Linked DNA regions of Homo sapiens: region 2 is linked to region 1. The links are chromatin contacts, found by Hi-C in ENCODE. All regions are on one chromosome and are shown on one strand. The core of a region is the stretch at or near the end of the contact, and the rest is flanking DNA. Distances in the headings are between cores, read along the strand shown.

What was found. Hi-C counts contacts between places; a loop is a spot of excess contacts on that map. Pooled maps may share reads with other maps.
Region 2: a map of heart right ventricle shows a loop between it and region 1 (2.7-fold over the local background). The contact joins two enhancer-like sites. A Hi-C loop is called at or near these places in 3 of 168 maps with a recorded cell type or tissue (Right ventricle myocardium inferior, heart right ventricle and prostate gland) and 2 of 50 pooled maps.

The regions. Positions count from the first base shown.
Region 1 is chr12:19,738,913-19,743,864 of GRCh38, reverse strand. No RefSeq gene overlaps it. Among named protein-coding and RNA genes, the nearest start is that of LINC02398, 270 kb to the left of the region's middle. Within about 2 kb of position 2,969, at least 2 of the 41 ENCODE cell types and tissues checked have a DNase peak (open chromatin) inside an H3K27ac peak, as active enhancers do; they include heart right ventricle, where a contact is called at or near this core.
Region 2 is chr12:20,271,413-20,276,364 of GRCh38, reverse strand. No RefSeq gene overlaps it. Among named protein-coding and RNA genes, the nearest start is that of PDE3A, 95 kb to the left of the region's middle. Within about 2 kb of position 2,269, at least 2 of the 41 ENCODE cell types and tissues checked have a DNase peak (open chromatin) inside an H3K27ac peak, as active enhancers do; they include heart right ventricle, where a contact is called at or near this core.

The DNA of each region.
Region 1 (4,952 bases), core at 1,720-4,219:
TTACACTATATTTTGTATAGTGTGACAGTTGTATTGTGGGGGTTAAACCCTTAGATTCGGTCCAGTTGTTCTAATAGGCTGACTCTAAAATTTATAAGACGTGTGATCCTAGATTTTCTTAATGAAAAATCCCTTAAATGCCCTTATCACAGTTCCTGGCACAGGAAAAGTAGACAATAAATGTGAGGCACTATTATTTCTAGCTTAATTGTTTTAAATTTTTTGGTTTCATATACATATATTTGGCCCCAAGAAATGTCTATTGAATAACTCTCCTCATAAATAAACTTCAATGCATGGACATATCATAATCAAACTCGAATACCTTCACTTACAAATTATCAAATGTCTAAAATTCAGAGCATTATTTTTATAGTGTTTCAGAAATCTGGAGCATCTTTTAAATATTGTGTAGGTTTAGTAAGATCAGATTTGAGGGTTACACTGACTATAGCAATGTGTGCCTAATTCCATGAACTTTAATATCTGACATGCAGAGATTCAAATCCAGTCCCTCATGTGCCTCTTACCCTCAAACATCCAAAATTTCCCTCCAAATAAGATACAAGAAATTGAGGGATAACTTCTGTATATATCATGGTTACATTTTAAGGCTAGAAGGCACAAGAATAGAAGACGATGAAGTATAAACATTATGATAAATTTTCAGTACTCTAGCCAGACTCCGTATCAGGCCATCTCTTCCCTAGAGGGATGGAAGAGGGGATTCAGCCACGTCTGTAGAGGTGTGTGTTTGAGAACCAAATGCAGGGAAACATCTCCCTCTCTGATGTTGAAGCTCGGGGCCCTAGTTCATCTGTGGTTCGTGATGGATCCTGAGATATTTGACAAAGTCAACATGAGATGCTCCTAAAGTTAGAAGGCTGTATGGCTGACTTCTTGAGGGATTTGGAGGCATTGTTTGGTGATTCTACAGCGGTGTAGCTGACAATCCTTGAAGCGTGAACATTAGCAACTGCAGAGACAACAGAATCAGCAATGATTCAGGGCTCCTTATCTTAAAGAAAGCCTCCTACCATTCATACCTTTTTTATTTTTTGCTTTTCAAACTACTACTTGATACCTAAGCTTCCTGAAGGCTTAACAGAATCCTTGACTTATATATAAATATATGTTGTTTTACAATCCTGCTTTGCAATATGTATATGACAGCACTATACAAAAAATAATTTCTTTGCCAATTGCCATGGTTCTAATAAAAATAAAGTCAAACTTGATACTGATATAACACTCAGGGTGTTCTTGTTTATGGACATGGTGATTTTGGGGGAAGAAAGGGGCTTTTTCTTCAACAATACATTTTGTAGTCACTAATATATTATTTCATTTAATCTAGTTGCTTCCCTAAGGCTTACCACAACATTCCTTAAAATCTGTAATAATTGTCAAAGTAATTTAGGTTTAACAGGAGTTATCGCTGGCAAAGCTTAGGGGGAAGCAATGAGCATTAAGGTACAAATAACTTCCTAAAAATATCACCTGCAATAGCTTTCAAATGGTATTCTTCATTATCTCTCCACCTACTTCTTAAAACATTAACTCAAAAGACTTTCTTGCTCATTTTCTTATATTTTTCTTTTAAGGGAGCAAAGTTGTGGCATGCTCTAAAGATATGTTATCATTGGCACACAGGCAATTAATTTTTATTAAACAAAAGTGATGTTGGAATTTTAAAATTATAATTAATATATGCTGAAGCAGGGGGAATGAATAGCCTTCCCATTATGAATCACCCAAACTCTCTCTCTAGGTATTCTTTTCACATAAAGTTGAAATGAAAAGCCTTTAGGTCCTTACAGTTGCTGTTGTTGTTTTAATAAATTATTCAAAAAGCTGGTTCAAATGTGATTTTTTAGTAGTAGTGTGCTGGTTTATCAACCAGCTATTATTTGTAGTCTTTGCCCCTCTTTATAAATAATTCCACCATGGCAGATTTCAAGCCACACCATCATCCTGCCAACATGCTGTTGGGGAGAGATTCACCCAATCAGTTGTCACAAGCGGGTATGAACCCATCAGGGCTGAGCTAGAAGAGGAAGAACAACTCCAAGTTTCGCTGTTACACCACCATGTGGAGAAATGGGCAGTCATGTCAGAAATAATCTTTTTCTTCTGCCTTATAGACCTGACAAGCTTCGCTCACTGGGATATTTTCTAGGAGTTTACATTTATCTCAGGTCCTAGTCTAGGAGGTACATCAAAAACAACTAAAAAAAGATGGTTAGGCGGGGGAAGGGCATTCACTTGTCTAGATGATGCCTTAATAGCACTTAGCATAAATTAACCTAGGAAATTCTCAAGGATCCCTAAGGCATAAAGTAGGCAGTAAGTGTGGATTCTATTTGATAGGAAGTTAAAGGTTTCTGAGAAGAAAAGAAATCAAGTTTGGCAATAGAACATTAAACAGCAATAAACATTTTTGGCTGCTTAGTAGAAGAGGCCCGCTCCTCTGGGAAAAAACCACTGCTCTTTATTCCCCCCACGTACTCCAGTCTTTGTACTTTGAACAGTTGTTCCACTTAAAAGTAACCTACTTTTTACCCAGCAAGAGCTCAGGGACCTGGTTAGTATCAACACTTAGAAGCAGCAGCTTCTGTGAATTTGGATCTTCCTTTCACCTCCTCCTGTATTGTCACTCATCATAAAAACGTATGGCTAGAATAAAGTGTAGCCTTATGAAATAGGCCACATTATTGAGAAATTAAAATTTGTTCTATCCTTCTTGCTGAAAACTCACTGTCCAAAAAAAAAAAAGAGAGAGAGAGAGATTATTTTTTTTTCTTCTGTCAGACTTCCTTTTGTGTTCTGAATTCCCCAGGAGAAGAGGAACCATTTTTGGCTTCAGACCCGTTGGAGCAAATTAAGCAATAGAGTCCCAAAGGGCCTGGAGCGTTTTGCCCCACTAGACCCTGAAGTGAGCTAGATATCCAGAGACTGGAAGCTGGGGATGGTGGACTCTGGAGCAGTGGTGGTAGGTTGGGAGTAGAGGACACGCACCTTCACAGCACCTAAGAAGTAGCAGAGCTTCTGTGTGAATGTCTAGAACCCTGCACAGCGTGAAGGTTCTGTGTCAATGCCCCACGAAGGCGGTGAATGGTAAAAGAGAAATGCCTCCAAAAGGACCACACAAGCTTAAACAACAAACATCTCAGTGACTATCAACAAAGGCAGAGAATGGAGGCCCTGGTCCAATTTTTCTGGTTTATTTAAGCCCCTTGGGTCTTTTCCCATTCTGCGTGAAGTAGGGAAGTTCTCCTTAAAAAAAAAAAAAGAAAAGAAAAAGAAAAAAAAACTTGAGTTTGGATGTCCTGCTAGCCTGCTAGCCAGGAAAATGGAATAACCCATATTTAATTTGATTCATAACAATAAAGAAATGAGATGCTTTTTGTATACTGATATTCTTGAACACCAACTGGATACCCTATCCTACTAATCCCGTACTGCTTATGAATGTTCCCTGGTTCCACAAATATCTCCACTGCAAATGAACTAACTACTCAGTTAACTAGTTCAGAGTTCGGACATTTTATATCTGCAACATGTAGATTACCCTAGTCTTGGTATGCCCCTTTTTTATTAAATTAAACTTTATTAAAAATGTGTGTATCCCTCTTTAAATTTGTAATTACCACGAAAAAAGATTCCTACCATATGTTTTTTGCCTGATTTGGATATTTAGATATATCTGAGGGGCATTTCTGAATTCTTAGCTGCTGTGTGCAGTTTTATGAAAAAAAGCAAAAGCAGAAGAAACATGACAAATTTATCGATCTCCACCAATAAGTCAAGTGGCCAAAGCTCCCTTGCCTTCCATTCCGTCAGAGAATAACGGAGCAAAATGCAATTATAAAGCATAAGGTTCTTGTGCAGCTTTGCTCTGAAGACAGTGAGTCCTGTTTTCTGCTTTTAACTAAAAGCAGTATTTCTACCTTCAAATTGGACAAGTCATTTCACCTCTGTGGGCCTTGGTTTCCTCACCTAAAAGTTTGCATGTTCAACTAAATGATCTCCAAGGCTCTTTATAGCACTAAGATCCTATGATTTCAAGCTATTATATGAAATCCAAGAAACAAAAGACAAGAGGAGCATTGTTCTCATTCTATTGTTCATCCAGCTGGATTTATCAGATTAAGATTCTGAGTTCATAAATAAGAAAGAAAAGACACTTATACAATATAGAACGCATTTGCAGTAAGAGCATTTTTCATCCATATGGATCTTAACTATTTCACGTGCTAACAAATAATTGAACAGACTATCTATAGAAATGGTTTTGTCCATTCATCCACTTTTCTCTATCAACGTAAAAATAACTTTATTGCTTTTTTATAAAACTGTGTTTAAATAAAAATAGGAAAATGCAATTTTCAACAGTTTCTGAGATCTAGTTATGAGAGAAGTTGCCACAACCTCAAACATCTCTTCAAATGAGGACAAAGGTAAGAGTGCCATCTGCTGGCCTAAATTGTCTAATTGTGTCTTTAAAACTTTATACAGTAAAATACTTATGAAACTTACCTACATTCTGCTTTGATGAAAACCCTGAGCTTTTCAATAACTTGATGTGTGGAGCTTAAATACAATAATCATTTTTCCAAGTGTCCAAAATACACAAAGCATATGAGTATAGCAAAATATTACTCCACAAACTAAATAAGTACTTAATTTAAATATATCCTACAATATTTACCATATCGAAAAGCTACAAATCTATTGGGTCCAAAGGTAAGTAGATAGTGTCTTTCTTTAAAAGCTTCTGAGAAAACTAGAATATTTGGAGTGTTTGTACAGCAGGAAATGGTGTCAATCATCAAAAGATCCCTCAGTTTAATAGCAGAAACCTGAATGGTAACTCTATAGACGGGGTTTAATTAAGAAAGAAAGAACACACAGTTAACTTGGAAAATCATATATCAGATTTAAGCATAACT
Region 2 (4,952 bases), core at 1,020-3,519, 530 kb before region 1:
AGAAAAGTAGGAAACTTCACACTTGAGTATTACAAAATTACTATAAAGCAACAGAAATCTAGACTGTGTGACACTAATACAAGAATAGATGTATAGTTTAATGGAATATAATTGAGAGTCCAGAAATAAAATCATGTGTCATTAGTCAATAGATTTTGACAAGGGTTCCAAGACCATTGAATGGGAAAAGAATAGTCTTTTCAACAAATGGTGCTAGGAACAACTGAATAGCCACATGCAAAATAATAAACTTGGGTCCTTACCTAATATCATCTATAAAAATTAACTTAAAATTTGTTATAAACCTAGATATAAGACTTAAAACTATAAAACTCTTAGAAGAAAACATAGGAGTAAATCTTCATGACCTTGGATTTGGCAAAGGATTCTTAGATATGATATGAGCAACAAAGAAAAAACATAGATAATTTTGACTTTATCAAAATGTAAAACTTTTGTGCTTCAAAGGACACCATCAAGAAAGTGAAAAGGCAACCCACAGAATGACAGGAAATATTTTGCAAATTATGTATTTGACAAGGGATTTGTATTCAGAATATATAAAGGACTTTTATAACTCAATAATAAAAAGACAAATAACTAAAAAATGAGCAAAGGATCTAAATAGACATTTCTCTAAGGAAGATATAACAATGATCAATAACCACATGAAAAGATGCTAGCTTTTGCCATCATTGGTCATCAGGCAAATGCAAATCAAAATCACAGTTGTAAAGTGACAGATACCAGATACCACTTACAACCACTATAATGGCTAGAATAAAAAATTTAGATAATAAATGTTAGGACATGAAGGAATTGAAAACCTTCACACTGCTAGTGGGAATGCAAAATAGTGTAAAATGTTTTGGAAAATAGCCTGAAAATTCCTTGAATGATTAAACTAGAGTTAGCAAATGACTCAGCAATTCTACTCCTAGGTATATTCCCAAGAGAAATGAAAACATATGTACATACACACACACACACACACACACACACACACACACACACACACACACTTGCACATGTTTATAGCAGCATTGTTTATATGAGCCAAAAAATTGAAGCAACCCAAATGTCCATCAACAGATGTATAGAAAAAAATGAAATATTATTAAACCCTAAAAAGAAATGAAGTGTTGATACACACTGCAACACAGATGAACCTTGAAAATATTATGCTAAGTGAAAGAAATCAGTCATAAAAGACCACATATTACATGATTCCATTCATATGAAATGTCCAGAATGGGCAAATCTACAGAGACAAAAAGTACATTAGTGTTTGCTTGTGGTTGGAGCAAACGAGGAGACAGGCAGATGATATATAAAGGGTACAGGGTTTCTTTATGAGGGTGATAAAAATGTTCTGTGATTAACTGAAGTGATAGTTGCATGTATCTGTGAATATACTAAAAGTCATCAAATTATACAATTTAAATGAGTGATTGCATGGTATCATGGTTAATTTTATGTGTCATCTTGGCTAGGTCATGCTACTCAGATATTCGGTGAAAATTTATTTTAGATGTGAAGGTATTTTTAGATTACATTAACATTTAAATCAGTAGGCTTTGAGTAAATCAGACATAATACTCCCCCCATAATGTGAGCAAGCCTCATCCAATTAGTTGAAGACCTTAATAACAGACTGACCCCCGCAAGCAAGAAGAAATTCTGCCAGCAGACTGCCTTTGGAGGTGAACTATATAATTCTTCCCTGTATCCCTAGCCTGCCAGCCTACCCTGAAGATTTTGGACTTCCCAGGCCTCCACAATCACATGAGCAATTCCTTAAAATAAACCTCTATTTATATATGTTATATATATATAACATATATATATATAAATATCATATATGTATATACACATATACACAGACACATATACACACACATATCCTGTCGGTTCTCTTTCTAGAATCCTGATTAATACATATTTGAGTTACGTCTCAGTAAAGCTGTTTAAAAAGTGAGGGAGCTCAGGGAAAGTGAAGCTCATTAGCCACCCAAGATTCCACAGCTGTAACATGGTAGAATGGAAAGCCTCTCTGTTTACTACAAGATGACACAGTGTGTTATTTGTGTCTTTGTTAACTCTGGCCAAGCACGGAGTGCTGTTGAGAAGTCTGAGCTAAGACTAGGATGGAGGTATTGCCAGTACAGAAATGGGGACCGGCTGCAGAAGGGATGTTGAATAGGAGGTGTCAGGTTCTGCTGGAGGAATGATATTCAGTACGTTTAACAACTGGTATGGCACAGACATCAGCCTACCAGAATGGGCCCTGACCCACCTAGCTGGAACTGGACTAGATGTTCTCACTAGCTTAATAACATTCCTGTCCTCTAAAAGGGTATTATCAGAGGCATTTTCATTTGGACAAGTATTCATCACATAGTGGCTTATTTATTATTTCTTTCATCACTGTATCCCGGGGATGCCAAGCCATAATGAAATGATTTTTGCAGTTAGTTACTGAACCACACACACACTCTTTTTATAGTAAGAAAACATTGCTCTAATATAAAAAATATTTATTTACTTTATGTTTTAACCATTTTTCAGAAATTACAAATTTTTTGCTTTTCTGAAAAAAAGTGAACAGAATGAAAGATTTTCATGCATCATCATTATCATCAAAATAATGGTAGAATTCTCTAGAGTAAGGTAGGAATGCCTCCAAGGGGTCATTGAGGTATTCCAGGCACGTTGCTTATATATTAAATGGCCCTGATGCCTTTTGGGTTATTATGCCTGACTTCAAAAAAGAAATAACTATACTATATCTCACTTCATTTTTAGACTGTTAAACTTGCCACAATTATACTTCCTAACTTTTACTAGGTCCTTCCACTGTTGGACACTGAGACATTAGGAATCTAATATGTTATGATTTTGATTAATGTGCCTTAACTTTAGCACATGGTCTCTGTGTCATTTGTGTTGTTCACTTAGATGCCCTTGACTGCCTTTTCCAAAATTCCTCCTACATTTTTTTTTTTAATGTCAAGACTACCGAATAAAGTAAACTTTGCTTGTAGTTATGCAGCACTGATCAGCTGATGTGTTTAGGTAGCATTTTACAAAGCAGCAATCACCTGTTAGTTAGAGTCTTTTTGAACCAGTGTCTAGTTTTATACATTCTATCACCATTCTCAACTACTTATATGTATTTAGCCTATGGGAGATTGATTGACATTACCCAAATTCTCAAATGATTGATTTAATTATTTTCTACATTTATGTAATGAATTTAATGGAATACTATGAGGCACAAGACAATACAGTGTTCAGGAGAAGATCTAGTCACACCTCCTAAGCAGCTTATGGTGCCGAGTCCAAGACTATTGTGTTACTTAAGCTTATTTTGGATGTTATGAATCAGCCTGGGAAGAAACCCAGAAATGAAGCAGAGGACATGTCATCGCTTTTCCTACCAAGTCTTAACTCTCCCTCCACATAATGTTCTGTCCTCTGAAGTTGGAGCTCTGAAGTTGAAAGGTGGAATAAAGTTATATCTGGAAAAATAGAAAAAGATAAAACATTGCCCTCTGAACCCACAATAAAGAAAGAGAAAAAGCCACTCATTTTGTATCTTACAGAATACAACTCTACAGCAATCAATATATTTATCATTGCTTTACAGGACTCCCAGAATCAGGATAGCTAGAAACCAAGAATTAATCAGAAAGTTTTCTGATGCTCACTGAATCAGGGAAAAATAACTGCTTTAGTCTCCTGGGAAGTATTTTTTCAGGCTAAACCTTTTTTCCTAATATTACATATTTCTAGAAACTATAAAACAATTAGAATGCCCCATGTTTTTACTTATTCATTAATTTGCTTATTAATTCACTTAACATAGGCTATTTCTTCACTTACGTGCAATTTGTATAATGCCCAAAGGTACTGGGATAAGAGACAAGCAGAGCCTCAAATCCTGCTTGTGCTCTGCTCACCAAGCTCCACCCTAGAGGAGAACTGCAGTCCCCAAGTGGAGCAACTTCTTTTAGTTCATCTTCCCAGAGGGGGCATGCCTTTCTAAAATCTGCCTACTCAGAGGACAATTTGTACAATCTGCATTCCTATGCTTGAGCTTAAACAGAAATAAGATATGGCTTTACCCTTAAATAAACATGAAACATAGAAATGTTTGATATAGTCTCTCTTTCCTTACATAGCATTAAATAAACCTCAATAAATCTGTCTTAATTCTGCTTTTTTATTCAGTCTTGCTTATTGATTATCAAAAGTTGCAGCAATGCCAGAGCATATTAATTTTAATATGTTGCAGATAGATGACAATTTATATGGGTTCCAGTCTACAACGATGTTTTAAAGAGATTTCCACTCTTAACCTTTAGGAGATGCTGTAATCAATCAGACATTTCTACATCATTAATACTGTGGATCACTTCCACAGAAAGTATATAGGGATGAATACTGAATGTATTTCTTCGAAGTGGGACTTCAATTTTACAGGGATGTATTTTCCCTAAATTTTGGAGTCTCTCTGGGGCCTCCAACTTTCTATTCCTTGACAAATCGTCATCTTTTACCCCAAAGAAACCCATTAGTGGAAAACTGTAGGTGTTGCTGCAACAATTGTGCTGAGTGATTGTCTAGCTGCTCTAACGGTTCCATTCATGGAAAATTTCACATTGAGAAGCAGACTGCTCCATCTTCAAAATGAAACCTTAGGATCTTTCTTCTCTTAAAATGTGCCAGTATCTGTCTCCTTACTGTGCCTACCTGTACTGGTCCTGGATCTATTTCACGTAGTATGTGCACAACCAACCTGACCCCAACGCAACGTGAAATACCCTCAACTAATTGAAGACTTTGCATATACGCTTGCACATATTCTTTCCTCTAAATTTATCTTCTTTCAAAAGATATTAAAATTAATAGATATTATAAAAATGCTGGCTTTGGAGAATATTTCATTA